Linked DNA regions of Mus musculus: all the other regions are linked to region 1. Evidence: chromatin loops called from intact Hi-C (ENCODE). Cell type or tissue: gastrocnemius. All regions are shown on one strand. Links, peaks and the distances in the headings refer to the core of each region. The heading gives the core; the rest is flanking DNA. Region 1 has its middle 66 kb from the start of Gm39777. Region 2 has its middle 14 kb from the start of Gm13373. Region 3 overlaps Col5a1 (collagen, type V, alpha 1).

Region 1 (10,501 bases), core at 1,758-9,757:
TGTATCCTATGGGACACAATCACAAGGATAGTTATCCAAGAGCTCAGACTAGAAATTGTCCAAGAGAAAGGATCACTATGGGTCAGCTGGCAGCTGGCAGCTGGCAGGCCTCTGCTCCCAGGCCGGTGCTCTGGATGAAATCAGGCGTAGGCCAGCCTTGGTGGACCTCACAGCTCTGGGGATGGAGCTACACACTCAGAGCCCACAGCCCAAGGCTGGGTCTGTTCAGAGTCAAACATGGAGATGGACGGAAGGAGTGCAGGAGGCTTCAGGATAGGCAAGACGCACAGCTGCAGTAGCCACTGTCCTGATGCTGCAGGCCTTGGTGTGTGTGTGTGTGTGTGTGTGTGTGTGTGTGTGTGTGTGTGTGTGTAGGTGTGTGTGTTACACACTCTAAATTCCCAAGATGCACTTGAGGATTCAGAAAGAAGAGAGGCTGTTGCCACCAGAGGCTTCCAGTAGTCCCACTGGATGATGTAGGCCTGAGGCAAACAGGTTTTGAGGGCTGAAGATGGTCCAGCAGTCACCATCCATGCCATGCACCCTGCAGGCTTGAAAACTTATATCTACCACAAACCTTGCCAGGGAACACTGATAACACCTTTCCCTAATAACTCTAAGCTAGAAGTGACAAAGATGTCCTTTGATGACACTCCCCCCCCCCCCCGTACCATGCCATGCTGCTCAGCAATAAATGGGCGGGGTTAGGGGCACCCTAAACATACATGGAAACATCCTAAATGCTTCACACGATGGGAAGATCAAGGAGAGCCCTTCTTTGAGTGTTCTTGGGGGCTCCGCTGAGAGGAAGGCAGAGTTGGTGAAAGCCAGGGTTCTTTTGTAGAGCAGTAAAGTTATTCTGGGCTATCCAGGGTCAGTGGGCTCTTGTCAGCACCTCAGAGGCTTTTGGCATCATGAGGCAACCCACTGCACACAGGAGGTGAGGGTCTTCCAGGGTGGAGGTGGAGGGAGGACATGGTTAGCCTGTGTCATAGGAGTGAGCCTTCTGAAGGGCAAGACAGCTGCCTGGTGGCTTGGCAGAGGGGAGGGTGAACCAGCGGAGGTCAAGAGGGTCATGCCAGAATAATGCAGTAATTGGATTGTAGCTAGAAGTTTGAAATCCACAAGGCTGTGCTCATGTAAATAAATGATTGAATAAATAAACAAAGAGAAGGAAAGAGGAAGGGAAATTCCAAACAAACTTTGCCGCCCTCAGCAGATATTGAGTGGAAGCTTCCGTTTGTGCCTGAGCGTGGGGCCTGCACGGTGACTTCCCCGGAGGCTCGTGTGAGGCTCTCACTAAGAGTCCCAGAAGTCTGAAGCAGCAGTCCCAGTACAAGCTGGGCATGGTGGAAGACTCCTGTAATTCCTTCACTCAGGAGGCCAAGGCAGGAGCACCACATCCCAGTTTTGAGGCCTGGCTGAGCTATACATACCAAGAGCCTTTCTTTAAAAAAACAAAACAAAACAACAATAACAATAACAACAACAACAACAACAAATCAGCCCAAGGCTCTCTCTGCCTAGGCCCCAGTAGAACCAGATAGGCAGCACTATACTTCTGACAGACGGAGGCAGAGCAGAAACTGACCAGGAGGAATGCATCAGATGAACCCCACATGGGGCCCTCTAGGCAGCTTAAGGTCTTTAAAAGAGATGTTCTGAGAAACCCAAAGAGATATGGTGAGTAAATGTGACATGATCACAAACTGTCAGTACTACCTCAGTTAAGGGATGTGTTAAAGATGAGACAGAGGGGAGAGCCTGAGGCAGGAGGAGGAGGGATGGGAGGATGAAGGGAGGAGAGAGGGAGGAAGGAAGGGGCCTGGAGGGAGGGAGACACTAGGAACGTGCAGAATCTCTGTTGACAGCAAGTCTTCAGCAAACCTAAAACCATTCTTAGGTTTAAAAATGTATTATGGGGTGTGGTCATTATACAATACCTACTTCAGGTCCTGTTGGAGCCACCAGGAACTAGGCCAGGCGGTTTTTGTTTAGTGTTTACTAGCATATATTAATTCTACATAATAAATACTAGGTTACAGCCAAGTGTGGTGGCACACACTTTTAATCCTAGTAGTCGGGAGGCAGAAGCAGGCAGATCTCTGTGGGTCTAAAGCCAGCCTGTCTACATGGTAATTTTAGAGAAATTGCTGCCAATGTGTTTCCTTAGGAACAGTCTGTCAACAGAAGGCCTGTGAGATACCCTAGCAATAATAAATAAGGACATGGCATTTCTAAAAACACCTGTGGCTTTGTCCCTATCCAAGAAGAAGACAGGGAGGAAGAGAATAGAGCAAGCAACCCATGGTGAGATGAGGCCAGAAAGCGTTTCATGGGCTAGCTCATACCTCCTCCCCATGCACTGCTTCTCCGCTCCCCACCTCTAAACGACTCCCTTGCTCAGTTGTGCTGGGACAAACGCTGCTTTATAAAGTGACTGCTGGCTTGCAGGTGACCATGGGGACTATCCCATCACCAGACAACTCAATGCTTTCTGTGTGCGTGATTAGCACACACAGAAGCGATTACAAGCCTAAGGGTGTTGAGAATCAAAGCACTGTGGCAAGGGACTAGAGGTGCCCACAGTGTGAGACACACTGGACTTCAGAGCAGAACAGCACAGGATGGGGTAGAGGGTAAGCTGGTTCTCTGGAGCTAAAGGGTCCTGGGGTGAGCAGGTGGAGGCTTGAGGGTCAAGCTGTCACGGAGGACTGTGACTTGCCAGGGCCCTGGGTGGGGACAAGTCAGTGGGAAAGTCCAGGAATCTGACAGTAAATGCAAACCAGGTGAGTTTTGAATTCCTCTCATATGACATTCTAAACAGCAAAGGACGATGTCGTGCAATAAGCAAGCAAAGGGAAAATGCACTGTGAGGCAGGGGCTGCTTCAGCCGTGGCTACCATGTTGAGAAGGAAGATCAGAGACCCTGCCTGGGCACAAGAGATGAACACCTGATGACTCGTTCTGTGGCAGCATCAGGACTGTGGAGGGCAACTGTAGAAGCCAATAGAACAACCACCAGCTGCCTGGGAAGGGCTGAGTGCAGACAGGAGCGTAGCTGTCAGTAGTGCCTAGGCATTCCAGGCTTCAGGTCTGACTCTGCCGCCACGCTGGCTCTGGTGGCCACTTCCTGTTGGTGGGATCAGGTATCAGCCCTGCTGGAGAGAGAGCTTTGGAAACTCCTCTACTCCCTGTCTGCCCTTTCCCTGGCAGAGACAGGCTCTTCTGTCTGCAGAAGTTTAATAGCTGGGGTGCAAATCTTGGAGCTGTCAGCAGGCTATGCTGTCTTTCACTTCAAGCTCGACTAAAGACTGCTTTAAAAGGGAGACTTCCGTGGATTATTACATCAAAATAGTTTTGAATGGAAGAGGGAATTCACAAACTATATCCTGCAACCAGATTTTCACCTTTGATGTCACTAGGGGTAGAATTCTCCCTAGACTCGCTACAACCTTGATTTTTTTTTTTATTCCGTTTCTGTCCCAGAGAGTCTCTTGTGAATTGGGTATTTGTCATACACCTGTGAACCAGGCAGGGTACACGAGGCTCCCATGTACCCATATCCACCACGAGAGGGCAGCATCACCTCACTAAGTGCAGATCAATCACACACACACACACACACACACACACACACACACACACACACACACACACACCTACCAGGTCTCCTAGCAACCATTTCCTAGACCCTCAAGGCCCAGATGAGTTCACCTATGCTGCCCCAGACTCAGGAGGCCAAGGTCCTGCCTGGGAATGACCTTAGAGGACAGCAGAGCCCCTGCTTGCTCCTTGATGGTGTGCAGGGCTGAAGAGTGGGAGAGGCGGGTGCTGAACAGAATAACTTCAGCAGACCTTCTATCCTTGTGTCCTAGAGTACCAGTCCTTCAGCATGGTTGGAAGTGTGCTTGAAAACATTGACAGCCCCTTGCTGTCTCTGGCCCCCAGAGCCCCAGTGGGGACAATCAGATGACTAGGTTAAGTGCACATCCAGAGAAGGGAGCTTATGGTTTTGTGGGCTTAACTAGCTGTCTGTGCTGGGCCAGAGCAGAACTGTGTGGCAGTTAGCCAGGGCCTCAGGCAATGGGAGACGTTTGTCTCCAGGCACTGCTTCTCCATATATTCATCTGTTTACCCAGCCATGTAGCCATGCATACCTCCATCTACCCACCCACCCACTCATGCATTCACTACTCATCTGCCCATCTCATCTACTCAACCATCTATCCATCCATCCATCCATCCATCCATCCATCCATCCATCTGCCCATCCACTCATCTGCTCTACCACCCGTCTGTCCATCCATCCATCCATCCATCCATCCATCCATCCATCCATCCATCATCTATATGCATCTACCCATCTACCACCCATTTATCTGTCCCTCCATTTATCCCAGTTCCCCATCTGTCCATCTATCCACCTATCCTCCACCCGTCTACCCATCTGTCCACCTGTCCAATGGTCCATCCCCCATCTGCCCATCCATCCATCCATTTATCACTCAGAAAATACCTTTGGAGATGTGTGGTTAGGCCATGTGCGTGATTCCAGGCAAACGCAGAGTTTTTGTTCAACAGAAAACTCACATGAACCAAATATGCATCTGAAAATTGAAAACTTCCTGCTAGCCACATTAAAATCAGGTGAAGTGAATTTCATATTTTATTTAACCCAGTATGTGAAAGTTTCCATTTCCACATGAATTCAATATGAGCCATAAATAAGGGACTTTTACTTGAATGTTGATCCTGGTCCTCAAGACCTGGTGTATACCTTCCCGTGCCAGCACATCTCCCTTGGGCCCTGCCACAGGTCATGTGCTTAGACCCACTCTATTGTCCGATTAGGGTCTGGAGTGTTCTCCCAGGCCGCATCCTGGCGGCAGGTACAGGCTGAGTGGGCCACTATAGTGAAGTGACCGTACCAGTGGGCAAGGGGACTGGTAAGTCTTCCCAGGTGATGTGGCAATTGAGCTTCAAAGACAAAACAGGGCAAAGAACACCTTCAATGTCATTTCTGGCTATGTCTCCAGAAGATCACCAACAGCCAGAAGGAATCAGGTGTGTTCAGTGGCCCTCACACCAGGCGCTGCGAAGAAACCATGAAGTGAAGTCTTCTGTCACAGCCAAGCTCCGCGCCCCTACTGTGCACGTGGAGCCAGGAGACCCTGTTCTGCACCTCTCCTGGCTGCATCTGGGAGACCCGATGGCCTGCCTTTGGCTGCCTCTGCCCTGCCTGGGCCATCTGGGCAGAGCAGAAACTCACTCTTCCTCCTGCAGGTGGCGCCCTAGAGACCCTGCAGAGCCAGTTGTCCACTGTGATTGGAGAAGGTCCAGTCCTTCCTTTCTGCACTTTGGAGGGGGCTGTGGCTCTTCTAACTGGGTCCAACTACTGTTTCCTAAGCGTTTCTGAGATCACCAAGGCTGCGCTCAACCACTGTGTTATGCTTGGGAAGCTTCCAGAAACTTTTCCCATGTGGCTCAGACACAGAGGGAATTCCTGGAACCCGTCTGTAAGGAGGTTTCTGCTCTGACAATCTTCCTCAAGTCTAACTGAAATCCCTCTTGCTGTTGGTTCAATGCCCTCTTCTTGTGGGGCTGGCTCCCCAGCAGGAACCAGGCAAGTGTTGGTACCTAATGGAGCCCTCCTCCATAATAGCGCTCCCTCAGTTGGGAGGAGCACTGCTTGCCTCCTTCCGGGGCTGAGGTGGCCCATCCCCACCTGCCTGGGGGTCCCAGGAGGGAACAAGTGAGACCCCACAGATATGGTAACACAAGTCTAAGACCTTCTTAAGGGAAGGAAAGAAATTGTGGTCCTTCTCAGGAGGGGCCACACCTATTGCAGCCATGCCAGCCTTGGATCCTGGAAGCTTCCTGGGGGTGGGAGGAGTGTGCAGTGGGAGACCAGTTGGATCTAGGTTTTGTCCTAGGTGGTCTTGGGCCCTGGGCATGTGATGGCCTCTGTCATGACAACCCTACCTTCCTCCTACAGAAGGTCAAATTTTCTCCAGGTTTTACCATCTGTCTCTCCTGCTGCCCCCACAGGGCTCACAGGAGATAAGGTGATGGCCTCCCTGCCCACCTTGCCCTGGGGAGACTATCTAGTCAAGGGTTAACCTGGCAGGCTTGGTTTGGCCACACCCTGCACAGTTTCCAAAGGCATGGCTCTGACCCAACTCCTGGTAGGTGACCTCTGACCTCAGCCCACTTGGAGAGTCTGGCCTGACAGTGTCTGTGTTTGCCTGACCGTCTCGGGTCACCTCAGTGGTCCTTGCTGACAGTGTGATTTATGGTGGGGCCTTGAGCCATGCTAGGTCACTTGATCTCAGCAGAGCTGAGACCGCAATTTTCTTACATGGTGCTCAGGCAGCCCACTTCCAGTAACAACCCCCTCCCCAGTGTGGAGGCCCCATAGGCTCACCTGGCTCACTCACACACATTCAGGAGACCGTGCAGACAACACGCCTTCTCTGGATGGGAACCTGTGACAGTATAGGCCTGGCTTCTCCTGGGCTCTGTCCTCTCTGCTGGTGTCTGCATGCATCCTGTCCCTAAGCAAGCCCCAAGCGTTAGGAGAGCTGCCGGGAGCTCCAAGGCTCTCAACACATCCCTGGATCTGAGGTGGCCTTGGAGACCCAAAGCTTCAGGACTAGCATTTCAGTTGAGTGGTTGGGAGGGCAGGAGACAGGGAGGTGTCGTGGGTCATTCTGTAATAGCCTGGGGCTCATAGGTCTTGCCTTACAGTTTATTGATTCCTTTCCTAGCTTGCTGACCCCTTGATGGCCTCAACTCCCTCTCTCTCTGACTACTTGGGTCAGCACTCCAGGGCAGGAATATACTGGGTAGGGCCAGCATCTCTTAAGATAGCATTGAGGCTTAGTGTTTTGTGGGGCAGTAGAAGCTGGCCACTGCTCCCAGAAAGGCTTCCTTGACATCCAGGAATGGTGGAACATAGCATGTGCCCCTGTGGACAGCTCTCCCATAGTGCCTGTGGCCTAGTAGTTCCAGGTCCAGCCCTGAGCCTTGGGCATAGCTCTTCAGTAAGGGATGCCTGTCCCTGTGTGCTCCTGTGTGGCCCTGTGTGGCCCTTGCTTGCTTTGGAGCCTCTGATGATTGTCCTGCAAAGCTGTAGAGTCCATCCCCTCTTTCCTCTGCTCCAGTGTCTACCTGACCAGGGACTGTGTCTGTCTCCAGGTGGTCTCATCCAGGTGAGGTGAACCCAGCTGCCAGCTCAGACGAAGACTGATCTCAATGAAAGCTCTAGCCACCGCCTTCATAGCATGGAGACCCTAGCTACATGTGTAGTTGGCCCGATGCCAGGTCAGTCTGAACGTGGGCCTGATCTCGACCACAGTGCCTTGGTCTCTACTCAGCCACAGTCTGGCTGAGGCCTCCCCATCTGAGCCAGAGGCAGTGTGAACCCCTCAGCCCCTCAGCCATGTCCTCAGGATCCTAGGCATGGGGTGAAGAAGACATGGACTTTGAAGGGTGTCTGATGTGCCTGATTCTTTGAGTATGGCCACTCCCCCGCCCGCCAGGCCTGTAGACGTGGCTGCCCCCACACTGCCACGTCGCTACTTCCACCCCAGCCGGCAGGAAGCTGCTCACTCTCGCTCCCTCTTTGTAAATTTTTGGAGGGTTGTTGTTGCAGGGAACATCTGGATGGGGCCCAAGGAACATAATAAAAAGGAGAGAGGCCTGGGGAGGAGCGGGGGCTGGAGGTCGGAAAAACCATCTGACTTCGCTTTGCGGAGACAGCTGCAATTATGCTGCCGAGGCTTTTGCAGCCGCTTCAGACCACGCCGCTGACGTCAGTGGGAAACTATGAAGCTCGCCATGGTTTGGTGACACAGAACATGAGATACATCCCAAGCTCCCTCCTAGCCCTGCTTGGAGTGGGATGGCGGATGGGTTTCCCCGGAAGTGCATAGTCCAGGGTCTCTCTAGGGAATAACCGGGCTCTCCCATCCAGGCCTTCCATGTGACAGGAGGCTGAGCACAGAGCTTCATCCCATGCTTACATTGCTAGCTCCATGGAGAGAGGCACCCTGGCCTTTTCTCCAGCAAGCTCTGTCATCCCTCCATCACCCCCCAGGGCCTGACAAGGGACATGGCCATCAGGGTGTCCTTCTTTCGGTGTCCTCCAGCTCCGGCAACTTTTCGATGCTTCCTGTGGTTTTATAGGGCTGGCTGTCAGTGCCTCTCATGGTGTCCTCGATCTTGGCCACTCGCTGTGTACTATGGGGAGGAATGCAGCTCGGACCATCCTTCTGTCCCTCCTGAGCCAGAACAATCCTGAGCTAGGTAGGTGCCTTGCCCCTGTGGTCTTTGTTGTACGAGGAGGTATTGCAAAGATTTCAGGGTCTCCAGGGACACTGGTACATGCAATAGGTCCAGCCCTCCAGGAGGGGTCCACAGCCTCCCTGCTAGGCCTGTGCACTTTCTGCCATTGCAGTCAGGCTCCTCTAGGTTGGAAAGGCTTGCCGCTCGTGAGGACGTGCGGGACATACGTGTTGCCGTCTTTGTACATGGTACAGACATAGGTCTGACAAAACAGCCTCATATTGGTTTTGAAAATGTGGCATAAAATTAAATCTGATGGAGCTGCCTGCTGCCCGCTGCACAGGGAAACAGTGTGAGTGTCTGTGGAAGGCTGTGCTTGGGGACCCAGCCCTGCAGGGCTCAGGCCCTACAGCTCTACCGGGTTGAACAAACCTGTGGCTTCTTAGGGTCCTGTGAGCCATCCCACAGCTTGAAGGTACACTTTATAGGTGGGGAGCTCAGGTCATATCATTTGTCACTGGACTTAGGTTGGCTGGGCCTCTGCCAGGAAGAGAGGCCTAGGTCCTAAAGGCTATGTAGCTGACCTTAGGGCCCTGCTTAGAGAAGCCCTCGCTTTGACAGGAGCCAGGGCCCAAGCAATCTGACAAGAAGCCATCTGGCAGCAGGGATCCCTGAGTCACAGCTGGGATGTGAGCCCCTGGGAGGCCTGAAGACATTTTTTTCCCCCTGTGGAAATAGCTGTGGGCTCCTGAACTGACCCCTCCCGCTGCCTTTGGGGGCCCTGGGGTTGAGCAATACTGTTGTTCACCACTAGTGGGGCTGACCACCTTTGTGGGACTTTCAGTCGGCCTGAGCTGAAGCCAGAGCATCACTCTGTGGCAGACAGCTGGACTTGGGCCTAGTCGTGTCTCAGCGAGGGCTTCTCCTTGGAGCCTCTGTTCTGGTCCCTGTCTGATAGAGCCTCCTGGGCAGGCGACATGGTGGCCATCTTAGACAGGCATACAAGAAGATTAACCTGGCTGAAGTTGTCTCTTGTGACCTGCTCAAGGAAAGGGAAGGGCTGGTAGGCCTTAGGCAGTTGTGTTTGTTCTCCTGAGGCTGGGAAGTGATGTCTGCTGCCTGATGCGACTGCTGGACACGGGGAGCAACTGCTCTGAAAAATTCCCCAATGAAGTCCTTCCCCTGGTTGCCCATTTTTGTGGGAGGCACCTATCTGCCTTGTGTCCCCATTAGGTCTCTGCGGGGGTTCCTGAGTGGTCAGTAAGATTTCTCTGGTGTGCTGGAAGACCTCTGTGTCTCCCAGGGTTAACTGCACATGTACGTAGGGTGATGCTGAGGTTGTAATAGGGGCTTGCGAAGATCAGGAATCTGCAGGAGGGCTGAGACTCACTCCCATCCCACAAGAGGCTGCTCCAGGCTTCAGGTACCCATGGAAGCCGTGACCACAGGAGAGGAAAACTTAAAAGGGAGTTGGTCTCTGCAGCTACCACCAAGGCGAACCCTGCTCCAAGAAGTCCACCAAGGCTGACCCTGTCAGGCCCAACTTCCTCCTTTGCAGGATTCTGCCCAATTCAGCAGTCCCTGTAGACCACAGGGACTGATGGGTGTCCTGCTAACACAGGCACCACACACTGGGTGTAGTTAGCTCTACACTCTGCGTACAGTTGTGACAATGACTTTGGGTCTCCTGCAGTGATTTGGGGCTCACCGCTCACCCCACTTTTGAGAATATCCTTCAGAAAGTAGGGCATGGATCAGAATCAAGTCTGAACCCAGAGCTAGGTCCTAACTTTGGCCCTTAGGAGCAAGGACGTCAGAAATTTGCTCATAGACTTCGGTGATCCTATTGACCCTTCATGAAGGTCTTAAGTTCTGAACTTCCCAGGTCCCCATCTGAGAGATCTGCTGAATGACAGATGAGATGCTGAGAGGCCCATGGAGGAAAGGTACCCACTGAGGGTCGCATAGCTGGCTAATGGTAGTGGCAGTGTCTTGACACAAACTCAGACAGACTTTCATCTGGCTTCTTAGCCTGGTGGAATTAGCACAAACCATGTTGGAGTGTGTATGTGTGTGTGTTTGAGTGTTAGTGTGTGAGTGTGCATATGTGTGAGTGTGTATTTGAGTGTGAGTGTGTGTGAGTGTATGAGTGTGCATATGTGAGTGTGCATGTGTGAGTGTATGTGTGTTTAAGAGTGAATGTTGACTGTGT
Region 2 (10,501 bases), core at 957-8,956, 650 kb after region 1:
CACCACCCCCATGTGGGCGGCAGACGCAGACTTCTCCTGGTGCTATCTCCTCCGCACCAGATCAGGAGATGCCATGGGAGGATGGGTTTGGCACAAGAGATGAGCTTCCAGCCTCTCAGTGCCACCCTGGCCTCTAGGAAGATTACATTCAAACTTACACTCGGCACAGTCCCACTGACTCCCAACACCCTGTCCTGCCCTCTGTCGATCCTTCCTCACATGGATGACCCTAGCCACTTTCACTCAGCAGACTGTTCCTATGGGAGAGCTGAAGCCCCAGGGCTTTTACCCCTTAGGATCTTTTCCCAACCAGCCAGTCTTAGAAAAGTGTTTCTAAAATAAGAGGATGGATGCGTGGATGGATGGATGGACAGATAAGTAGATAGATAAATAAGTTGATGTGTCAGTGACAAGGTAGATAGATCTGTGGATAGATGGATAGATGATGGTGGACAAGCTGCAGGTTACATGGGTGGATGGATGAATGGATGACTAAATGAATAGCTTGTGGATATATAGAGATATATATAGATATATGCAAATGGCTAGATACGTAGCAAGTGGGTGGATGGGAGCATGGATGGATGAGCAGATTGATGGATGGATGGATGGATGGATGGATGGCTGGATGGATGGATGGATACATGTGTTGGGTGGGTAGATAGATAAGTGGAAGGATGGATGATAGATGGATAGATAAAGGATGGGTAAATGGTGGGTGAGTGGAAGAATAAACGAGAGGATGCATGGATGCATGGGTGCATGGATGAGTAAATGGATGGACAGATGGATGAATAAATGAGTACATGGATGATGTGGATGGATGGATGGATGGATGGATGGATGGGTAAATGGATTGCTAAATATGTGGGTAGCAGATGAGTGGACAATGGACAATATGGATGGGTACACCCATGAATGGAACTGAGTGGATGAACACCCAGGTGGCATGAATGGATGGATAGACAGAGGATGATGCAGGGTTAGATAGTTGGGTAGACATAGATTATGTGCTTGGCACACAAATGGAAGGACAGTGGACGAAGAGGAGGACCGGGACAGGGCAGGACCTGGGCTTAGATCCAAGGTTGGAGGTGTGAGAACAGGAAGCCCAGGGAGGTGGACTATTTGCCAAGCAGAGCAAGACAGGAGTAATTAAGCCCATGTGCACTTCCCAGAAGCCCCAGCAGCCCTGGCTTCATTAAGGTGCTGGCCAGGGAAATCTCATCAGAAATAGAAATTGAGGTTTGGGCTGCTTCCAGCTGCACACTCTCTAATTCCAACCCAACCACAGCCCAGGAGGGCCCAGCCCACAGTGTCCAGAAGTGAAGAACCCAGAGCAGGAAGTGTCCCTACCTGGATGACACCCCTGACCTTCTGAGGCTCTATTGCCCTCTCCCTCTGGGAAAACCCAACAACACAAATGCCAAGCAATGCCCGGCTTCAGACAACTCAGGATCACCTTCTGTGATCACAGCCCATCCCCCACCGGAGCCCACACATTTCTGTCTGTCCTTCCTCACATGCAGATAGATTTGACAGCCAGACATGTCTCCTCCCTATGTAATCCTACTCATGCGAGTCCCACACAAGACTTTCAATCAGGTTATCATTGCTTCAACTTGCACATGGAGAAACTGAGGCTGACATGAGGTCGTGGTCCCATCAGTGACTTGCCCAGAGTATGGAGTCCAAGGTGTCTATGTGATCAGACTCAGCATCACCAAAGGCATCCAAACAGCGTCACATGCACGGCCAGCACCAACCTTTGCCATCATCTGCAGAGTTGGCACACACCGATTCAGAGGGACCCAGATGCCCACTACCCAAGGAGGCCGAGTAGTCCAGGTCTTGGCCTTGAGTGCTCCTGGCATCTCAGACCTGCAGTACCAAAAACCTACCCTAAAAACCTGTGGCATCTGGACACAACATCCCCATTCTACCAACCTTGTGTTCCCTTTATTTTATAGGTAAGGGAGGCCTCTGCATCCAGCTGAGTGAAGCCCTGGGAAACGCCACATGACTGAGGTGGGTACAGGCAGCCTTCCTAATGCCACATGACTGAGGTGGGTACAGGCAGCCTTCCTAATGCTTAGTGCGTCAGTAGCTGCTGCTGTGTGGCCCAGAGGCAGCGCCTTCCCCTCGCTGGGCCCTCCCAGCACCTTCTCTAGAGGAGCAATGGAGAGGACCCCTTCCGAGCCCACTCAGCACGGTCTGTTCTGTTCAGCAAACCCAACATTTCTAGACCTCTCTGCGTTCATGCCCACACATCCAGAGAGACAGCACCAGAACCTCCCTGTGTTGCAAAAGGAACAAAGGCTGTTTCGTGAGCAAGAATATAAGTTGGCGCCAGCTATAGAATTCTCTGCTTAGTGACCCAGTTTCTCAAGGGGGAGGGGTAGGGGGTTCCGTGTCAAGTTGGAACAAATTAAAATACATTTGTCTTTCATTCGGAAGGAGTCCAGCACAGCAGGAGAGCCAGGCACGGCCTCATTCCAGCATGCCTAGTGCCAAGTCAATTTGCAAAGAGAAGTGTACACATGGCTTGGGGGCAGTGTGGTAGGCCCTTGGGGGTGGGGCTATGGCTCATCCCAAGGCCACTGGCAGTTTGCCATACTCTGTCCAATGTGATGCTGACCGGTGCTTGTGGGTGAAGCTCCCCACCACCCCAGAGTGCTTCTTCGGGGCTGATAGGGATGACAGCCTGCCCCGGTCAGCACACTGTATCAGAGTCCCAAGTGTCACCGATAATCATAGGAACAACAACAATATCACTTACATTTGTTGGCTGCTATGTGTGGGCACTGGGCCAAGCCCTGCCTGTGGACAGGTCACAGGCAGATAAGAACCCAGGGACACAGCAAGAACTGGGGATCAACTTCATCCAGTCTGTCAACAAACACTTCTCTTTTCCTTTAAAATCTTTTTCATACAGTCTATTTTGATGTTTTCCCTCTCTTAGCTCCTCCCAGATTCTATCCACCCATCTTTATATTCTCTCTCTCTCTCCCTCTCTCTCTCTCAAAACAAAGCAAAGCAAAACAAAAGCATAAAACAAAACCAAAATAAAACAAATGAAGTAAAAATGCCAAAATGAAACAAAATTAAAAAAAAAAAAATCCTGTGCACGGTCCTGCCCTGGAGTGTGGTTGATATACCCAGTAACACTCCACTGCGGAAAAACTGGTTTTCCCTTTTCCAGTAAGTATCAGTTGCAGACAGCTTCTTAATTAGGGCTGGGAGCCTGTGGTCACTGGCTCTCTCGGTGCTGGGACCCCATCTAGCTTGAACTTGTGTAAGCAGTCTCTGTGTGTCCTTGTGTGCAGTCTCTGTGTGTCCATATGTCCATCAGTCCTGTTGTGTCTGCAGGACAGTCCTGTGGAGTCATCAGCCACATCTGGTTGGCTCTTAGCATCTTTCTACCTCCTCTTTCACTTAGACCCCAGTTCTATGCACTGAAACCAGAGGAATTCTGGGCTCCAATAGACAAAGGGCAAAGCTGCTTCCCCCACCCTGGGTGACAGAAAACACAAGCTGTGCACAATGAGCTCTATAGCCAGAATGAGGCCACAGGGCGGGGCCCTGCCTGGTGAAGCACAGGTACCAGGAGAGGCCATCAGACAAGGATGAAACAAAAAAGGGACATGGGGTCCTGCAAACCCTCCAGATAGACCATGGCATGCCTTGAAGGCCAAGTCAGGTCTCAGAGTGCCTGAAGCCATGAGTTCCTAGGGCAGGATGGAGGGGCCAGGCACTTGATATTTGCTGAGTCCTCATACTGACTGTGTGGAGAGGGTTGGAGGGCCAAGATAGACTCGTGAGTGTGTGTGTGTGTGTGTGTGTGTGTTGTGTGTGTATGAGTGTCTGTATGTGTGTCTGCGTGTGTGTGCATCTGTGTATGTATGTATGTTTGTGTGTGTATGTCTATGTATGTGTCTGTTTGTGTGTCTGTGTCTGTGTTTCTGTGTGTATGTCTGTGTGTGTGTTTGTGTGTGTGTCTGTGTGTGTATATGTTTGTGTGTGCCTGTGTGTGCATGTGTGTATATGTGTGTATGTATGTGTGTTTGTGTGTGTGTGTCTGTGTATATGCATCTGTGTGTGTCTGTCTGTGTATATGTGTGTGTGTGTATGTGTGCATTTGTGTGTATGTCTGTGTCTATGTACTTGTGTCTGTGTATGTGTCTGTTTGTGAGTGTGTGTGCATATGCACATATATGCACATGTGTGATGTGTCTCTCAGTCTCTCTGTGTCACCCTTTCCCATCCCTCCCTCTCTTACTTAGTCAAGGCCCTCCTGACCTCTCCAGACCTGAGTCTTATGTCAGGAAAAGCTGTGAACAGCCACAGGGTGATGGAGACTCCTGCTCTAGGCCTGTCCTGTAGGTGTGCCCTCATCCTGGCCTACCCTGACCTGTCTCAGGAGGACCCCACTGCCTGCCTTACCCACATTGCTCCATCTACCCCTCCAAGCTGCAGGTTATCTCCTGCCTTTCCTGCACCCTTGAAATTCACATGTCCTTCCTGCCTTAAGATGGCAGACTCCATATGGAGACCCTTGTCCACCTCTCTGGCCCATCCACCTTCACTGAGCCCCTTCTGGCCTGGATCTCATGAGACTACTCTCAGCCCCATCAGAGCTGACCCTCAGGCTGCCCCTTGGCTGAGGGACCAGCCAAGTACAGTGAGACATGCAAGGTGACCGCCACACCTCCCAAACAGCCCCCAAATGGTACAACCCATAATGACCAGAAAGCTTTCCAACTAAGGTGGAACTTTACTACAGGACAGTGGAGAGGCCAGGACACCAGACCAGAGGCTGAAGAACCCACCAAAGGCACTCAGTGAATAGCACTGAACTGGACCTCTGTCTCCAGGTTGCAGGCCCCTGCTCTGTGCCCAGTGGTTGCCCAATACATATCCGTGCCCACCCCAAGCTGCAGCAGGAGAAGTACCCAGGCCCCACACAGGCTGAGGCCTGTGAAGCTCCTTATTCCTCTGACACGGACAGCACTGCAGTCCCAGAGCTCTGCAACCTGCCTCCCTAAGTCACCAGCCACCAGTCAATAACTAGCTAGACACCAGCTACTTGGCACTAACCATTATAGATAAGCTCACAGCACCCCCTGGTGGATGGCTGCAGGCTGACAAGCACTTTCTGTCCATCCTGGCACCACCCCTCCAGCCATCCTGGGGCCCAGAGGCAAAAAGGCATGAGGCTGAAAATGGAAACCTGGTGCTGTCCCTAAGGAAAAGTGAAAAGAAGAAAGACACCTGCCTAACAGACAGTCGGAAGCCTCCTGGCTGTGAGGGTCCCTGTCTCTAACATGGTGGAGCTCAAGACCCAGAGTTCACCTTTCACAAACTGTCTGTGTTTTTCTTTGTGCTAAGGCTTTTCTGGGGCAGCCAGTGCTACTTTGGAGAGATCCACACACTGGGCTCTTGTCTGAGCTTCCCTCCTCAGCTAGGCAGGACAGAGGACCAGCAGAGTCACTCTCCTGAAACTGCCCAGAGCTTCAGAGGCCTGAGAAGAGGTTGCAGTAGCCAAACTGATGAGCTAGAGGCAGCTGGGACTGACTTAGGCAGCCGAGAGTTGGATACAACCTGGGATGGGGGAGGAGGAGAAGGGAGGCAGGGACTCTAGAGGGAAGTGAATCCCTCCATCTTGGCGAGTTGGAGCCAGGAGCCAGGGTTGCAGTCCCAGGAGCAAGATCCGAGAGGAGATAGGAGTCTAGTCTCTCTAAGCTGGGGGAGGGGGGCAATGGCCAATGCAGGAACTCTGCAGAGCTCTGTGATTGTGGGGCCACTGAAGTTACCAGTTCACAAGGCCACAGGAAGGCACAGGATGTGCCAGGCTAGGCTGTGGGTATAACCTGGGGAGAGTCCAGCCAGGAGGAGGGAGCAGAGATGGTATGGAGCAGGAAGGGCAGAAGGAACAAGATGGAGCCTTGGTGTTAGGTCCACAGCCAAGGGACCAGGATATCACTTAGCAGAGCCATCTTTGTGACGTAACAGCAGCCTGAAGCACCTGGCCTGCCTCAGTTTTCCTCCAGGATCTTTGCCTGTTCAGAGCAGAACCCAGTGAGTGACAACAGCCTGGCTTTGGCCGGCAGCCTCAGAGGACAGGTGACCCTTGCAGTGACCCCCCCCCCCTGAAACAAGACTTCCACTTCTGGAGCAGAGGTCTGGGAACAAGTTCTGCCCCTGGTCATCAGGGACAGAGTTGAGACACACACCCCTTCTCTCACCACAGCATCAAGAGCTGCTCACAAGTAGGCTGTGGAGTGGGAAGCAGAATGTTCAGGAAGACAAGGTGTACCCCCAACCTACTGAACCCCAGGAGCACCCATGAGAACCACAGAGAGCCTCGCTGTCCTTGGGGAGACTCGACAACCAACTTTGCAGGGCAGATTGGAATGGTCTTTGCAAAGCTGATTCTCTAGGTGTGCCTGTCCTATAACACTATACCTAGCACTTCCAGAAAGCGAAAGGAGCCCAGAAAACTCATTCTACTAATGTAGTTCTGGAACCAGGGTATCTACAACACTGGCCAACGGGAAACTTATTATGTTGTTTGTTTGCAGTTGGTTTTTTTTTCCTTCTAACAGCTTGGAACCAAGCACAGACATCTAAACAACCATCTTTATTCCAACCAGCCTCCCTTCCCACATTCTGGAGTATATGACCAGTGGCTACCTCGGAACCTGGACACCTCCCTTCCTTTACCAGAGTCGGATAATGGAAGCCAGGGAACCTCAGTGGGTGCAGGTTTTAAGAAGCCATATCGGAACAAAGAACAGGGAGGGACAGAGAGAGAGAGAGAGAGAGAGAGAGAGAGAGAGAGAGAGAGATCCTGTGCTCATCCCAGAGCCTACCCTGCTAGGCTCCCAAGGGCTGGTGGGATGACTGACTGGTTGTTTTTAAGTATTTGAGAAATCAAAGGAAGCACGCTGCTGCCCCCTGCTGGTCATTCTCCTCCCTGTGCCCAGTGGCACCAGCATTCCTGCAAGGCCTGTTCCTGGAGCCTGCTGGGAAGGCCTGGATCCACTGGGACCAGGTTTACCAAAACGCCAGAAGTAGGACAAGGACCACAGTGAGGTGAGACAATGATCTCACGTACAGGGTGGGCACAGGAGAAGCTAAAGAGTCACCAGGATAAAAAAAAAAAAAAATAGGTAATACACCTGTTTACAAGTGAGACTCTCACTGGGCCTGGTAGTGCAGGCCTATAATCTCAGATACTCAAGGTGGGGCAGTTGGATCACAAATTTTGGTCCTGCTTGGACTACAGAAGGAGTTGAAAGCCAGCTTTGGGATTTTCTGTTTCAAATTAAAAAGTTAAACCTGAGCCTAGCTCAGTGGTAGAGTGTTCGCCTCTCATGAACAAGGCCCTGGGCTCAGCCCTAGAGCTGAGAAGGAAAAGCCAGCCTGGAGATAAAACTAAGCTGCAAGAGCACTTGCCAAGCATGCATAAAATGTACGGGCCTTAAGCTCCATCCCAGTACCACATATACAGCCGTAGCGGTGCAAGCCTGTAACCTCCACACTTGGGAAATAGAGGCAGAAGATCAGGAGTTCAAGGCGAACGCAGCTACACAGTGAGTTCAAGGCTAGCTTAGGCTGCTTGAGACCTTAGCTCCCTCTCTGCACAATTATCATGTCCATGGGAGGGCAAAGTGCTCATTAGAGACAGCCTCTAACCTTGCCCAGTACTCCCCCAGGCCTGGATGATACCCAGGACTATGTAGGAAAAGAAACCCAATTCCTAAAGGTTGTCCTTTGACCTCCACATACTTACTGTGGCACAGTCAAAAACAGACAGACAGACAGACAGGCGGACGGACAGACAGACACACTCAATAGATAGATAAATAAATAAGTAAATAAATAAATAAATGAAAGAAATGTCCACAGAGCTAGAACGAAAATAAAAGCTAGCCAGGTGGGGGCTGGAGAGATGTCTGAGCGGTTAAGAGAGCTTGCAGCCAAGCCTGACAACCTGAGTTCAATCCTCAGAACCCAACTAAAAGGGAGCCCCAACCCTCATGGTCTCATTGAGCTGTAGATTTCACCATGCACGTTGTCTTTCTTGGAAGTGGTCACTTGGGTTGAGGCTCTGTGACAGCTTGGATGAGAATGTCACCCACAGGCTCGTGTATCTGAGCACGTGGTCCTTGGTTAGTGGAGATGTTTGGGGGAAGTTATGAAACCTGCAGGATGTGCTCAGAGCCTTGCTGGGAGAAGCACATCACTGGGCACACGCTCTGAGGGTTTACAGCCTCAGCTCACTTGCGGGTCACTCTCTCTGCTTCCAGCGTGCTTCTGAGATCTCATTTCTCAGCTTCCTGCTTCTGCTGCCATGCCTCTCCTGTCGTCATAGACATCTAACCTGCTGGAACCAGAGGCCAAAATGAACTCTCCCTTAAGCTGTCTTTGCTCACGGTGCTTTATCACAGCAACAGAAAGGACACTAATTCAGGCCCTATGGGTCATTAGGAGTTAGATTTCCACGTGTCTGTATTAGACATAAGTCACTGGGTCAGGCACCATGGTGCCAAAGTCTAGTTAGTAAGGAATGGGGTTTCTGGTTTGTTTTCAGCCTGCCCCACACCCATTCTTCCACCCTATAAGCATCAGGGCCCTGCCGGTGAACTGTGAGGGGTTCACCAGGAGGGCTTTGAGTCTCGCCACTCAGAGTAACCCCTTTGGGCCCTGAGACACCCGTGGCAGAGTGTTTCTTCCCTAAAGATAGTATGAAGGGCTAGGAAGATAGCTCGGTCAGTAAAGGGCTAGTAAAGTGCTTGGAAGCTGGAGGACATGAGGTAGAATAAAAAGTCAGATGCTGTGACACACATCTGTGTCCCAGGCTGGGAGGACCAGAGACAGGGGAGGACCCGGCTCGCTGGCCAGCCTGGAAATGAGTTAGTAGCTAAAAGCGTTTGGTCTCACAGACACCCAGGGTCAGTCTCCAGGAACTATATAGTGGCTCGCACCATCTGGAACACTAATTCCAGAGCATCTGACACCTTCTGGCTTCCACAGGCATGGGGTATGCATGTGCCACATCTGTATATATTACACATACGCAGGCAAACACTCATAAACAAAATAAACAAACAAATAAATAAATAAAGCTAAATATTTAAGTTTAATAAGGTGGGTCCTGGCATAATGGCATTTGCCTTTAATCCCAACACCCGGGGGGAGATAGAAACAGCATATCTCTATGAGTTGGAGATTAGCCACGTCTATATAATGAGTTACAGGCTAGTAAGACCCTGACTCAAACTAAAGAAACATACAGTGGAGACTGATTAAGGATGACAACCAGTGTTGACCTCTAGCCTACACATGCACGCACACACACACACAGAGAGAGAGAGAGAGAGAGAGAGAGAGAGAGAGAGAGAGAGAGAGAGAATTAACATGAAGCCATACCCCAACATGGCTGCTGGTAGGGGTGGTGACACTGAGGATGCCAATATCTCTGACCTTCTACCCGCTCTGTAGTGACATCTCTGTTCCTCCCCCTAGTGAGCTGAGGCTGCTTCCACCAGCGGGACAATGAGGCCTTGTGTTTTTGGAGGTGGTCAGTGCTTGGAGGGGCTCCCCCTGGGGTGGGTTCAGGTAAGTGGAGAATTTGAGCAGGTCCACCAGTCAATAGCTGCCACTCAGCTGTCGTCTCCATTATATCAGCAACCCAAGCTGGACCATGTGCCCCAATAGGCACCCACCTCTGTTAGGGGAGAGTCCTGCCTCCTCCCTGGTTCACCCCTGTGTTAGAAAAGACTCCATAAGAAACATAGTCAATAGCCGGGCGTGGTGGCGCACGCCCTTAATCCCAGCACTTAGGAAGCAGAGGCAGGCGGATTTCTGAGTTTGAGGCCAGCCTGGTCTACAAAGTGAGTTCCAGGATAGCCAGAGCTACAGAGAAACCCTGTCTCAAAAAAAAAAAAAAAAAAAGAAAGAAAGAAAGAAAGAAAGGAAGAAAGAAAAGAAAAGAAAAGAAAAGAAAAGAAAAGAAAAGAAAAGAAAAGAAAAGAAAAGAAAAGAAAAGAAAAGAAAAAAAAGAAACATAGTCAAAGCCCAACAAACAACCAGAGGCTGGAGAGATATTTCTGCAGTTAAAGAGTATTGGCTGCTCTTCCAGAAGACCCAGGGTCAATCTCCAGCACCACACGGTCTGTCCAAGAGGACAAGAGGATTTGGTGCCATCTTCTGGCCCCTTCAGGCACTACACATACATGGTACAAAGACATACACGCAGGCAAAAATACTCATTCACATAAGATAAAAACAAAATAATCTACTCTACTGCAAGATTCCACCACAGGCTGGCACAGCCCTTCTCGCTGAGGTCCAGGCCTTCTTGTGCTGCCAGAACCTTTCATGGTGTGCTGCTCTGACTTTAAGCTCCTATTCCATATTCCCATGTGTGATACTGTACCCCAAGAAGCCAGGCTTGGTCACCCATTCTTGAGAAGCCAATTGAGACTTCTTAGTG
Region 3 (10,501 bases), core at 988-8,987, 200 kb after region 1:
CCACAGCCCTAAGGACACATGATTTCTATACCATTGAGCCCCTGGCTGACTTTGACATAGGCTACCTCCCACCCCCAGGTCTGACCTCAGTACCCTGCACCCAGGAGGTGAGACCAGTCTTAACTTGAACTGGCCCATAGGCTATGCACTGTGTTCCAAGCTAGGGGCTGTCACAAATCACGAGCCAGCTTGTCCTGGGGGAGAGAAACCTCTTAAGACTTCATGGTCTCTGTGAGCCCCATCTCCTGGAGTTCTAGTAAGCACCAGGAGGAGACCTTGGCGGCCATAGGTCTCTGCCTCCTAGAACTCACATTTTTACTTTTGTCACAATAGGCAGGCCAGCCTTGTGATGCGGGCTCCCTACCTGTTCCACACATAGCATCTCATGTCACTTGTTGGTGTACACACTGATTTGATACTGTCTCCCTAGGGTCCTCCTGGGAGTGGCGGTTTGAAAGGTGAGCCAGGAGACATGGGACCTCAGGTACGTGTGTGAACCTACCTCTGCTTTGCTCTCAGGAAGGTGACTCCTGGTTGTTGCTGGTGGTCCAATTGCTGATACTTCTTCAACAGAAGCAGGAAGAATTGTTACTTGATAGCATAGAACAAGCTCTTTGTGTTGTCTGTTGCTAGCCCTCACTAAGGGAATACCCCCAAGATACTCACATGTGAGCAACTCGAAAAACAAGCCTTAGGCTAGGTTGACATGCGTGGGATGAATTTTCTTCCTTAGAAGAGGGACATGTCCTGATGCTTTGTCCTCTGGTTTCTGGCAGGGTCCTCGAGGTGTGCAAGGCCCACCTGGCCCAACAGGGAAGCCTGGAAGACGGGTAAGTGCTTGGTGCTAAGACCATGTGGTATGAGACAGCATCCATGCCCAGATCTGAGGTAGACTGTCCCCTTTAGGACCCATGGTCCCATGTCCACCTCCAAAGCTGTGTCTGAGCCACTGCTTAGGAATAAATGCTGCGTGTCCAGGGCTGAGATGGTTCACTGGTCCCTAAAGCCATGTCCCAGACAGGTCACAGCAGGAGCTGGATCCACATTGTTGATTGTTTGATAGTGGGCCTTATCTTTAGGGACACCTCATGCCTCCTCTCCAGAAATGGCTATGTCGGCTCTGTACGGGTCTTTCTTCAGCTCACTAGCCTCTTGAGATTTCCTGTTGAGTACGCTGTCCTCCTGGATGGATCCAGCTGGTTTCCTCAGGCACACAGCGGCTATAAGATGCCATCCTCTTAAAAAGTGATGACCACACACTAGGAAGGCTAGAAAAGTCTTAATTAACTTGACCTATTTCTACAATCAGACCTTATGTGTTTCATGTGGAGACCAAAACTGCCACTGTCCACACGGCCTGTGTGCCTGACCATGAGCCCATGAGCAACAACCCCAACACATGGTCAGGCATCTATAGGAGACAGAAACGAAGAGGCTGGTGGACCTCGATAGTGAGCAGGGGTTTGGCAGGGAGTTCCTCTCCCTCTAGTGACTGTAGCCTTTATAGCAGACTCTGAAGGTCCAGGCTTGGGGCCTTCAGTCTCAGGGCAATCAACTGGGCACCCTGGGTTTGCTCTTGAACATTTTCCATAACTGAGAAGCAAGTGCAAGAATGGACAAAGACGGCTGACCAGCTGGTCACACAGTGCAGACCCTGCCTTTAGGTCACTGTGTTGTGTGAGTGGGACACACACCCTCTGGGCCGGTCTCATACTTGCTAAGGTGGACTGAGAGAGGCCTTTATCTCTCCCATGCATCTCCAGTCTTTAATTTTCTTCCCGGTAGTAGCAAAGAGCTGAGCTTCTCCATGGTTGTCTGAGGCACGTCACAAGCCAGAAGAGCAAGCTCCCTGTGCCAGAGCTCCCAAATCCCATCATCCTCCACAAGCCTAGAGGACAGGCAACATCAGGCTCCTGGGGCACACTGCCGGCCAGTGGTGTGTCATGGCCTTGGGGCTGTTGGATCTGGGTCCCCTGTCCAGCCTGATGACAGTGGACAATCACCCTTGGTTGGTCGCCTCTCTCTGCTTGGTTTACTGGGAAGCTGCTCCCAGAGGATGTGGCAGGCTGCCTTTTCTTCCTTATGGACATCTTGTCTTCTCTGTTCCAGGGCCGTGCTGGAAGTGATGGAGCCAGAGGCATGCCTGGACAAACAGGCCCCAAGGTAGGCCGTCACCCACACTCATACAGTCACCATCATCCCTGACATCATGTTGATGACATAACTATCATGTTTGATGAGTGTGCCTGCAGGGAGCGTAAGCACTCACTTTGATGAGCCCCCCCCCCCCTAGTGTGTTGAGATGACAGATTGACAGGTGACTTGCATGGGTGAGATTCAGTCTCCTTAAAGGGTCAGGTGCCCTGTTCATGTGGCCAGTGAGTGTGGTGGGGTGGATCAGGGAGAACCCCTTGGGAGTGTGCAGGTAAGCAGACTACACCGTTGGTGCTTGGGTGGCCAGGTGATCTCAAGTCTATGGGACATGAATTTTCCTACCCTGCCTTGGAAAGTCAGGACTCAAGGCCTGTAGGGGTGAGTTGACACAGTCTGTGCTTGAGCAGGGGGCACAGGACTCATATAGACACGTGGCAGCTGTTTTTTCCCCCTGATACTGTGGATGCTGGGCTCATCCCTCTTCCTGTGACCCCGTATGGACTCTCTCATATTCCTGAGTCACCAGGAACTGTCACTGTTCAGTACATCTGTGCTGGGTCCCCTGGTTCCATAGTCTCACTTCCTGTGACCTCCAAGTTAATAAACACTGAAGGCTGTGGATGATGGAAGAATCCCACTGTTCTGTCAAGTAGTTTACGATCTCTTAACTGCAAAGTCATAAAAATACCCCAGTACCCTACTCTGATTTCATCCTACCTGGGTTGAATACCCACATGATGGGCTGCTGGTACTGGGCTCTATGCTGGAATGCAGGAGCCAGGGGTCCCTGCAGGTAAAGATGCAGGGGTCTCCACCAGTGAGTGTGATCACTGGTGTGTGACAGCCCTCAGGACCATGGGGATATTCCTGCAGGGAGAGACTCGGAGCAAATGAGCCCATGCTGACTTTGCAGTGGTCACTGAATAACTTCATGACTACATTCCCAAGGATGCCCTGGCCTTTGGCTTGGGGACAACAGTGTTCCTCTCTTTCCAGCCTCTGCTTTGTTTGGGGAGAGGAGGTGGCATATACAGACTCCACAGTGTCCTGAGGCAGGAGGGCTGTGCATGGCCATAAGAAGGCCCTGAGTCCAGGGTGTTGAATTATGGGTACCCCTAGTTCCTGCTGTGTGGGCTGTTTGGTTCATCTCTCTTGTTCTTGCAGGGTGACCGTGGCTTTGATGGTCTGGCTGGGTTGCCGGGAGAGAAAGGCCATAGAGTGAGTATTTGCTGTGGGATTTGTGGGGGTCTTTTCTTTCCAACAGCCTCAGGTTCCTCCATTTCACAGTGTCTCTGTATGTACTGTGGAGTCTCTCTTAATGGAGAATCTAGTCAAGAGAAGTTGGATTTCCTACATGAGACTTACGAGCATGTCTGGCAAGCACCTCACTCCAGGGTGTCACAGGGGACAGAGAAGTGAGGGAAAATATGTGCTAGAACTAGTTTTAGAATCTTCTAGAAGCCACTTTTTACCTAATGGAGCCTTCACATTCATGGGAAATCTGAACAGCTATCGCATGCAAGCTTAGAGTCAGGACTGTGGCCGCAGGAAGGTAGGGCAGTCTCAGAGCCTGCTGCTAAGGATGGCTGGGGTTGGGCCACTATGGTGCTTGGCCGCCTTTCTCACCGCTCGCTGGGAGTGGTTCCTTTCTTACTTGCTTTACCTTAAAGTGGATTTATTGGTCAAATTTCTCATTTTGGGGCATCCAGGCACACATGTATGTGTATTTACATGTTTGTACAGATATACCTTCACAGGCATACACACAAAGGCACAAGAGCACATATTCATCCATACACATATGCATATATACACATACATTCATAGCCACACACACATATACATATTCACAGGCATACACATATACACACTCATACAAACATGATGACATGTGTGGATACATAGCAAGCATAATCACTTAGGACTCAGATACATATGCACACATTCACAAGCACATATACATACAGTTACACACAGACATAGGCACATAGATATCCATGCGCATATACGTGTATGTAAGCACGCTTGTATGCAAATACATACACATAGGCACAGACATTCATACTTACCTAGTCACACACATACATACAGGGCATACATGCATACATATATATTACCTGCACAAAATACACACAAAGAGGGATGCAACAATACAGTCATGCATACACATGGACAAAAACATGCACATATAGGAACATGGGCTATTGATGAATTAAAAAACATATGCAGATATGTGTCTTACAGTGAAAAATGTCTGTGCTCTGTATACTCTGAATAGTGTCTCACCCACAGCTGCTACTTCTCTGCTCTTTCGTAATTACGTGAAAACAAGCTCACAGTCACCAGTTGTGGGGAGTTGGGAGAGGTGCGTAGTCCTTTGACCAGCTGATGAGAGTATACATTGAGCGCCAGCTACAGGCGACACTGGGAATGACCCTCAGGGATTCTTGGTCCAGCGTGGTCCTTTTTGTGCTGCCCTCCCTCACACTGAATGCACAGTGTGCCTGCCTGTCTGTGGCTCCTGCTAAACCTGCTAGGTGCTCAGGCTGGTGATTCTGCCACCAGCAAGGTATGCAGATGGGGCTCGAGTGCAAGGCTCTTGGCCAGCCACTAGACTGACCTCTCAGCACACGCCCTCCGCCCAGGGGAACTAGGCTTCAAGACTGAGGGTTAGGATTAGGAGGACAGAAAAAAAAGGGGGGAGGGGTTGGGACAGTTGGGAAGGACCTGCTCTGTGGTGGTTAACATTGACCCTGGTTGGTTTTTCTAGGGTGACCCTGGTCCTTCTGGCCCGCCCGGAATCCCAGGAGATGATGGAGAAAGGGTAAGTATCTCTCAGCATCCTTTTACACTGGGAAACTCTGAGTGCAGGCCAGGCAGGGTCGGTAGGGCGGGGGGGGGGGGTAAGGGGGGGAGGAGGAAGCATGCATGTTGGCCCAGGCAGGTGGCTGTGTGCTTCTGAGATTGAAGCAAGGCACAAGCATTCACTTTACTTTACCCTTCTTGCCAATGAGGGTCAAACTGTCATGGGTCTCAGAAAGGAAACCTCTAACTACAGGAGGCAGGTGCCCCAGATCCTGTGGAGGGGAGATGCCAGGGACTTAATGAGCTCAGCGGCTCTGCTGATCTCATCTAAATGAGGTGTCAGATGGAGAAGCAAGGGCTCGGGGAGAGCAGGCGGTGGAGGGATGGGGGAAGTCATTGGTGAAGTAACTGAATATAGGAACAGTGGGGAGGGAAGGGCTGCAGTTGGGCTTCTTAGCCTGGGCTTTTGTACCCAGAGGACTCCTCAGTGTCCATTCCCAGTATCCTCAGCGGCTGGAGGCTGAGCTCATAGGCCACAGCACAGATGTGCACAGCAGAGAATGCATGGCAGGATTTATGGGCTCCTTGCACTATTGTTGGGAGCCCACAAACCCCAGGAAAGTGGGAGCTAGGTGCCATCATCTCTAGATTTTGAACTTTGTCCAGAAAGTTCCCCTCTCTGGACCTTGGCCTAAGCAGCTGCAAGCTGAGGAAGGAGAGGGGTACTTTTGGATGCCTCACCCTCTTGGTTCATGGTGGGTTTCATATGCATGCATTTGTGTGCACATATGCCTTTGTCGACGTATGTGCATTCACAGCATGTGCATACATGTACACTACTGTATATGCATAAGTGTACTCACTCCTAGGTGTGTGCATGTATATGCATGTGTGTGCGTATATGCATGCATATGCAAGTAATATGTGTGGCTGCAGTTATTGAACATAGGCACACATGAGCATATATGCTGGCAGGTGCTATGTGAGCATGCATGGCTGTGTTTGAGGAAGGCAGGAGAACTGAGTTCTGTGGTAGGAAGCAGCATCTGCTAGTGGCCCCTGTGTGGCCTGGTGAACCAGAGCAAGCATCCCATCTGGAGTCAGGAGGAAAAGTTTGCCACTGGATGGCTTGGATCCCGGTAGACCCTGAGCTCACCGAAGTCTGCCTGGGCTCCTCTGCCTCTCCTCTGACACCCTGTTCTTCTGTTTCTGTTACTCATGAGGGTGGCCTAGGCCTTGAACTCAGTGTCTGCCTAACTGCCCTTGCTACAGTTGTGAGTGTAGCTGAGAAGCAGGACCTGCTTCAGAGCCTCACGGTTCCCTGCAGCAGCTGCACCCTTGCAGCTCCAGAATGAGGACAGGGCCCTCTCCAATGGAGCCAGCATTAACACATTAGTGTATGCCTGAGGAGCAGGCAGAGTCCTGCTGTCGGGTGTGTGTGTGTATGTGTGTGTATGTGTGTGTGAGAGAGAGAGAGAGAGAGAGAGACAGAGAGACAGAGAGACAGAGAGAGACAGAGACAGAGAGAGAGAGACAGAGAGAAAGAGAGAGACAGAGACAGAGAGAGAGAGAGACAGAGAGAGAGAGAGAGAGAGAGAGAGATTGTGTGTGTGTGTGTACCCAGGCCTCAATGCTTGTACTTAAACATTTTTTTTCTTTCTCCATAGGGTGACGATGGAGAAGTTGGGCCCAGGGGACTGCCCGGGGAGCCTGTAAGTTGCTGATGGGAGGGACTCTGGGCCTCAGCTCCACAGTCATGAGCTGATGGGTGTGGAGTAGGTTAGAGAGCTTGGTCTAGAGAAAGAGGCACATGACATTTGCCCAGGAAAGAAAAGAGGGAGGACACTAGGGGCTGGGCACCTCTAGGGAGTGTATACTGGCCCTTTCTACAAGAGGAAGATGGGCCTTGGAGAGCTATAGCAAATGCCCAGGGGCACCGTAACCCCAGTGGAATTATGCTGGGTGCCGACGTGCTGCATGGAGGACATTCAGAGGGCCCATGGTGGACACTCAAGTGTGTCAGAGTAGACAGGAAGACACAGTATAGTGGGTGTTCTGCAGGAATCATAACAGTAACAAGGTAGGCATTGAGGGCATGGTGGTAGGTGTCCAAGGTGCTGCAGCAGACATTCCATCAGCAGCTATAGTGGGTGCCGGGCAGTCGAGGGGACTGAATAGGCCCAAGCTTGTCTTAGGCCTGGCAACTACACTCTACAGGGTGGTGCTCAGCTCGCTGCAGGAAAAGCTGCCTTTTGCCAGCCACCTTGTATTTAGGCTTAAAGCATATTTCCACAAGGGCAAAAGGACATTAATTACCCTGCATTTACTGATGTTCAGAAACCTACCTTTATTATCCAAGTCAGGCGGCTGTTTGTATCTGGTGAAGCTAATTGATGAGCTACGCCTTAAACGCCGTGCAGGGCAGAGCCCGGGTCGGCATGCTCAGGTTCATTTGGGATGAAATTATACCCTAGCCGTCTGATTAACCACCGAGGAGGATCCGTCAGCCTTGTTCTCCTTAACACACATCTAAATGGTGCCTTCTGGGTTAGCCGTGTCTCAAACACATGTATAAGACTAAGTATTAAAATAATGAAGGAAGCATTTAAGACGCAGAGAATGTGAAGAAAGGTTGGGCTTTTTTGGTTTGGTTTTGTTTGTTTATGTCCTCCCCAGCCCCATCTAATAGGTTCTGGCAAAATAAGGGCAATTGAGATCCAAGTGTCTTGAGTGAAACCTATAATTTCCTAGGTGGACCATTCCCCTAGACTTCAGTTGCGCCTCAGGCCAGATCTTCAGTGTAGGATGCAGGCATTGGGCACCGCCCTTCAGTGTCCAGAGGAGGGAAGATAGATTGTGGCTCTCCCAAGTAGCTGTCCCCTACAAGGCCCTATAAAGTTTCTTGCAAGTCTGCTGTCTTCTGAACCTGTTCCCTGCTCCCTTGAACTCTGTCATCCCAGAAATGGCAGCATTGCATGTCACTGGGGAGAGAGATTGAAGAAAGACTCGGTGATAAACACGGGACCCAGCAGTACAATGTAACTTCACGAGTTTTCAATAGAGAATTTTGTGCTCACCTTCCTGAGTATCAGAGGCAGGCAGAAAAGACCCCTTACCTTAGGACACCCCTGATGCCTAGCCGGGTCCCTCCATACCAGGAGCGTCCTACTTCTGATCCCCAGTGTCCAGGTGGAGAGGAAGATGGGGTGAGTGACAGTGGGGGCGCATCATGGCAACTCTCTCAGGATTCTGGAGTCACCAGCTGCGCTCTAGTCGGGCACAGGGTACTGGGTGTGGGCTGTACAGGGCAGACAAGCAGGCCACACCTCCAGCCGGGTTCCATCCTTCTTCATCTTTTCTTTTTGCAGGGACCACGTGGTCTGCTTGGGCCAAAAGGCCCCCCAGGGCCTCCTGGACCTCCTGTAAGTTCTGTCACCTCCTGGTGAATGTGTACACAGTATAGCACCAGAAACCCTCTGACCCAGCTAGCAACACCGGGGCCATGGGACCATGGGGCCAGGGGGCCATGCTGACCTTAGTGTATGCCGGCTGTAGGTGTGAGGGGCTATGGGTCATTCATGCTCATACATGAGGAACCAGAAAACGCGTGGTGCTCAGGCAGCTGGCCTTGCTGCTCCTTTAGACTTTTCTACCCCCGTTCTGGCACACAGCACCTGCTGTGCTGCTCTTGCTATTGTTGTTGTTTTCTGTCATAAGCAGTACCTCAGGATGCCACACTGTCCCTCTGCTTAAGAGCCTTCCAGCATTTTGGGGGGTTTGGTTTTGGGAAGGAGGGAGAGGCTCATGGTATTGATTGGGGTTCTCTGTTTTGGGTGGGTGAAATTAGCCTTGCCCTCTTCGGCCTCTCTAGGAGACTTTTTCTAGATTGCAGGGTCTGCTCATATGAGGGTGCTGGGGCCTGACAGCTCAGCTACCTTATTGTGAAGGGTAGTAGCCCCAGCTGTTAGGGGTGGACAGTCGAGACTGTCCTTTCCCCAGAAACTACCCACGTCCAAGTATGCAGAATGGAGTGAGTTATTCTGTGTTGAAAACACCTTTTCTCCCCCTTTTTTATAACTCTCCTGCAGGGTGTAACGGGTATGGATGGCCAGCCTGGCCCAAAAGGAAATGTGGTGAGTCCCAGGGGTCACATGGCCTGGATTTTGGTCATGGTCTGTGGGCACAGTCCATGCCTGGCTGTGGAGGTCTACATCACCTGGAAATTGGGGTAGGAGAGTGGGCACCTTAGCCTCTGGCCCATGGCTTAGTGCTGCCCTCTGGTGGCAAAGCCTCATGTCAGAACCCCAAGTTGATATTTGTTATCCAAAGCCAGCTAGGAGTTGGAAGTCAGTTCCATCAGATGGGTCTGTTTGCTCTATATCCAAGTCAAGGGCGCACATTTCTACCAATAGATTATTGCCTGGCCAGCTCCTGTCAAACTTTTGCCTTGATGGACACCGGGGTGCTGGGTGCAAGTCCACATGCCCTTTGGGTGTAAGGATCTGACACCAAAAGCAGGCAGATTCCCCCTTTCCAGAAAGCTGCTCCCACACATCGACTCCTGGGGTTACTGGTGGAAAAGATGAGGCATGGAAATGGGATTTCCCCCAAATGGGGTGTGGTTCCTAGATCTCTTCTCAGGGCCTTTGCCTCTGTTTTTCTAGGGTCCCCAGGGAGAGCCTGGGCCGCCAGGACAGCAGGGTAATCCTGGTGCCCAGGTAAGTGTCTCAGGAAAAGGTGACTTGGAGGCATCAGGGGTGGGACACAGGTTCTGGCCAAGTGTCTGGGAAGTGCACTTAGCTCTGCCACCAACATGTTTGGTACCTGGATGTGGTGGTCACTGGGAAGATGGTGGAGGGTGAGGAGGGGCCTCTGGTCAGTCCTCTCATTCCTCTGCTGGTTTTTCCTCTTAGGGTCTTCCAGGTCCCCAGGGTGCCATTGGTCCTCCAGGAGAAAAGGTAGGTGGAACAGATGGATGTGTGAAGAGGGGCTGCCTGTCATGGGGCATACGTCTGTGCAGGCCTGGGAGACCTGCAGTCCTTCCATGGCAGGCATGCACACCTTGCTCCTGAAGTTTAGCCCATTATCCAGATTCATATATTGATTTGCCTGCCATCTATGTATAGAGGTGGCAGTTTTAGCAATCTTCAATACCAGCACACACTGTTGACTGTGAAATATGTGCCATTTATCAGAAGATTAAATTGGGCATCTTATTTAGTTGAGTTTTGTTTGGCACATAGACGTACAGTACTTACCGTGTCCTGGGACTTGTACCCTTCCGACAGCATCACAGAGCCCAGGCACGGGCCGTTTCAGGAAGTGCAAACTGTCTAGGTCTCGACCAGCAAGAGCCACTACAGAGGTGGTTCTGATGGAGTCTCCCAGATCCCCGGAGAGCTTAAGAAATGCAGACAGCCAGGCTGTGATGGACCTTGTTAAGAACGTCACAGGATGGTGGCCTGGTGGTCCTGTGGCTGCCCTGCCCTGCCATGGGAGGGATTGCATAGGTGCCAATGGGGAATGTGAGGAAGGTACTGAC

What was found. Hi-C counts contacts between places; a loop is a spot of excess contacts. Peaks named below come from ENCODE experiments on the same cell type or tissue, not always from the same donor. Only the 100,000 strongest peaks of a DNase experiment are listed, where the experiment ranks them.
Region 2: a loop joins it to region 1, with 3 times the contacts of the local background. A loop is called at or near these places in 19 of 42 quality-filtered maps.
Region 3: a loop joins it to region 1, with 10 times the contacts of the local background. A loop is called at or near these places in 28 of 42 quality-filtered maps.

Annotation. Positions count from the first base shown.
Region 1 is chr2:27,766,794-27,777,294 of GRCm38, forward strand. No RefSeq gene overlaps it. Among named protein-coding and RNA genes, the nearest start is that of Gm39777, 66 kb to the right of the region's middle. In gastrocnemius, for the core only: CTCF peaks have their summits at 3,527 (motif pointing right), 5,267 (motif pointing right) and 9,103; DNase peaks (open chromatin) are centred at 3,584, 3,998, 4,879, 5,281 and 2 more places; H3K4me3 peaks cover 570 bases; H3K27ac peaks cover 4,442 bases.
Region 2 is chr2:28,413,146-28,423,646 of GRCm38, forward strand. No RefSeq gene overlaps it. Among named protein-coding and RNA genes, the nearest start is that of Gm13373, 14 kb to the left of the region's middle. In gastrocnemius, for the core only: CTCF peaks have their summits at 5,129 (motif pointing left) and 6,979 (motif pointing left); DNase peaks (open chromatin) are centred at 1,138, 1,455, 1,836, 2,536 and 5 more places.
Region 3 is chr2:27,964,821-27,975,321 of GRCm38, forward strand. Col5a1 (collagen, type V, alpha 1) reads left to right here. Exons shown (of 66, transcript NM_015734.2): 15 at 431-484; 16 at 777-830; 17 at 2,110-2,163; 18 at 3,319-3,372; 19 at 4,925-4,978; 20 at 6,627-6,671; 21 at 8,328-8,381; 22 at 9,048-9,092; 23 at 9,624-9,677; 24 at 9,873-9,917. Among named protein-coding and RNA genes, the nearest start is that of Gm13372, 63 kb to the right of the region's middle. In gastrocnemius, for the core only: a CTCF peak has its summit at 4,578; a DNase peak (open chromatin) is centred at 4,590.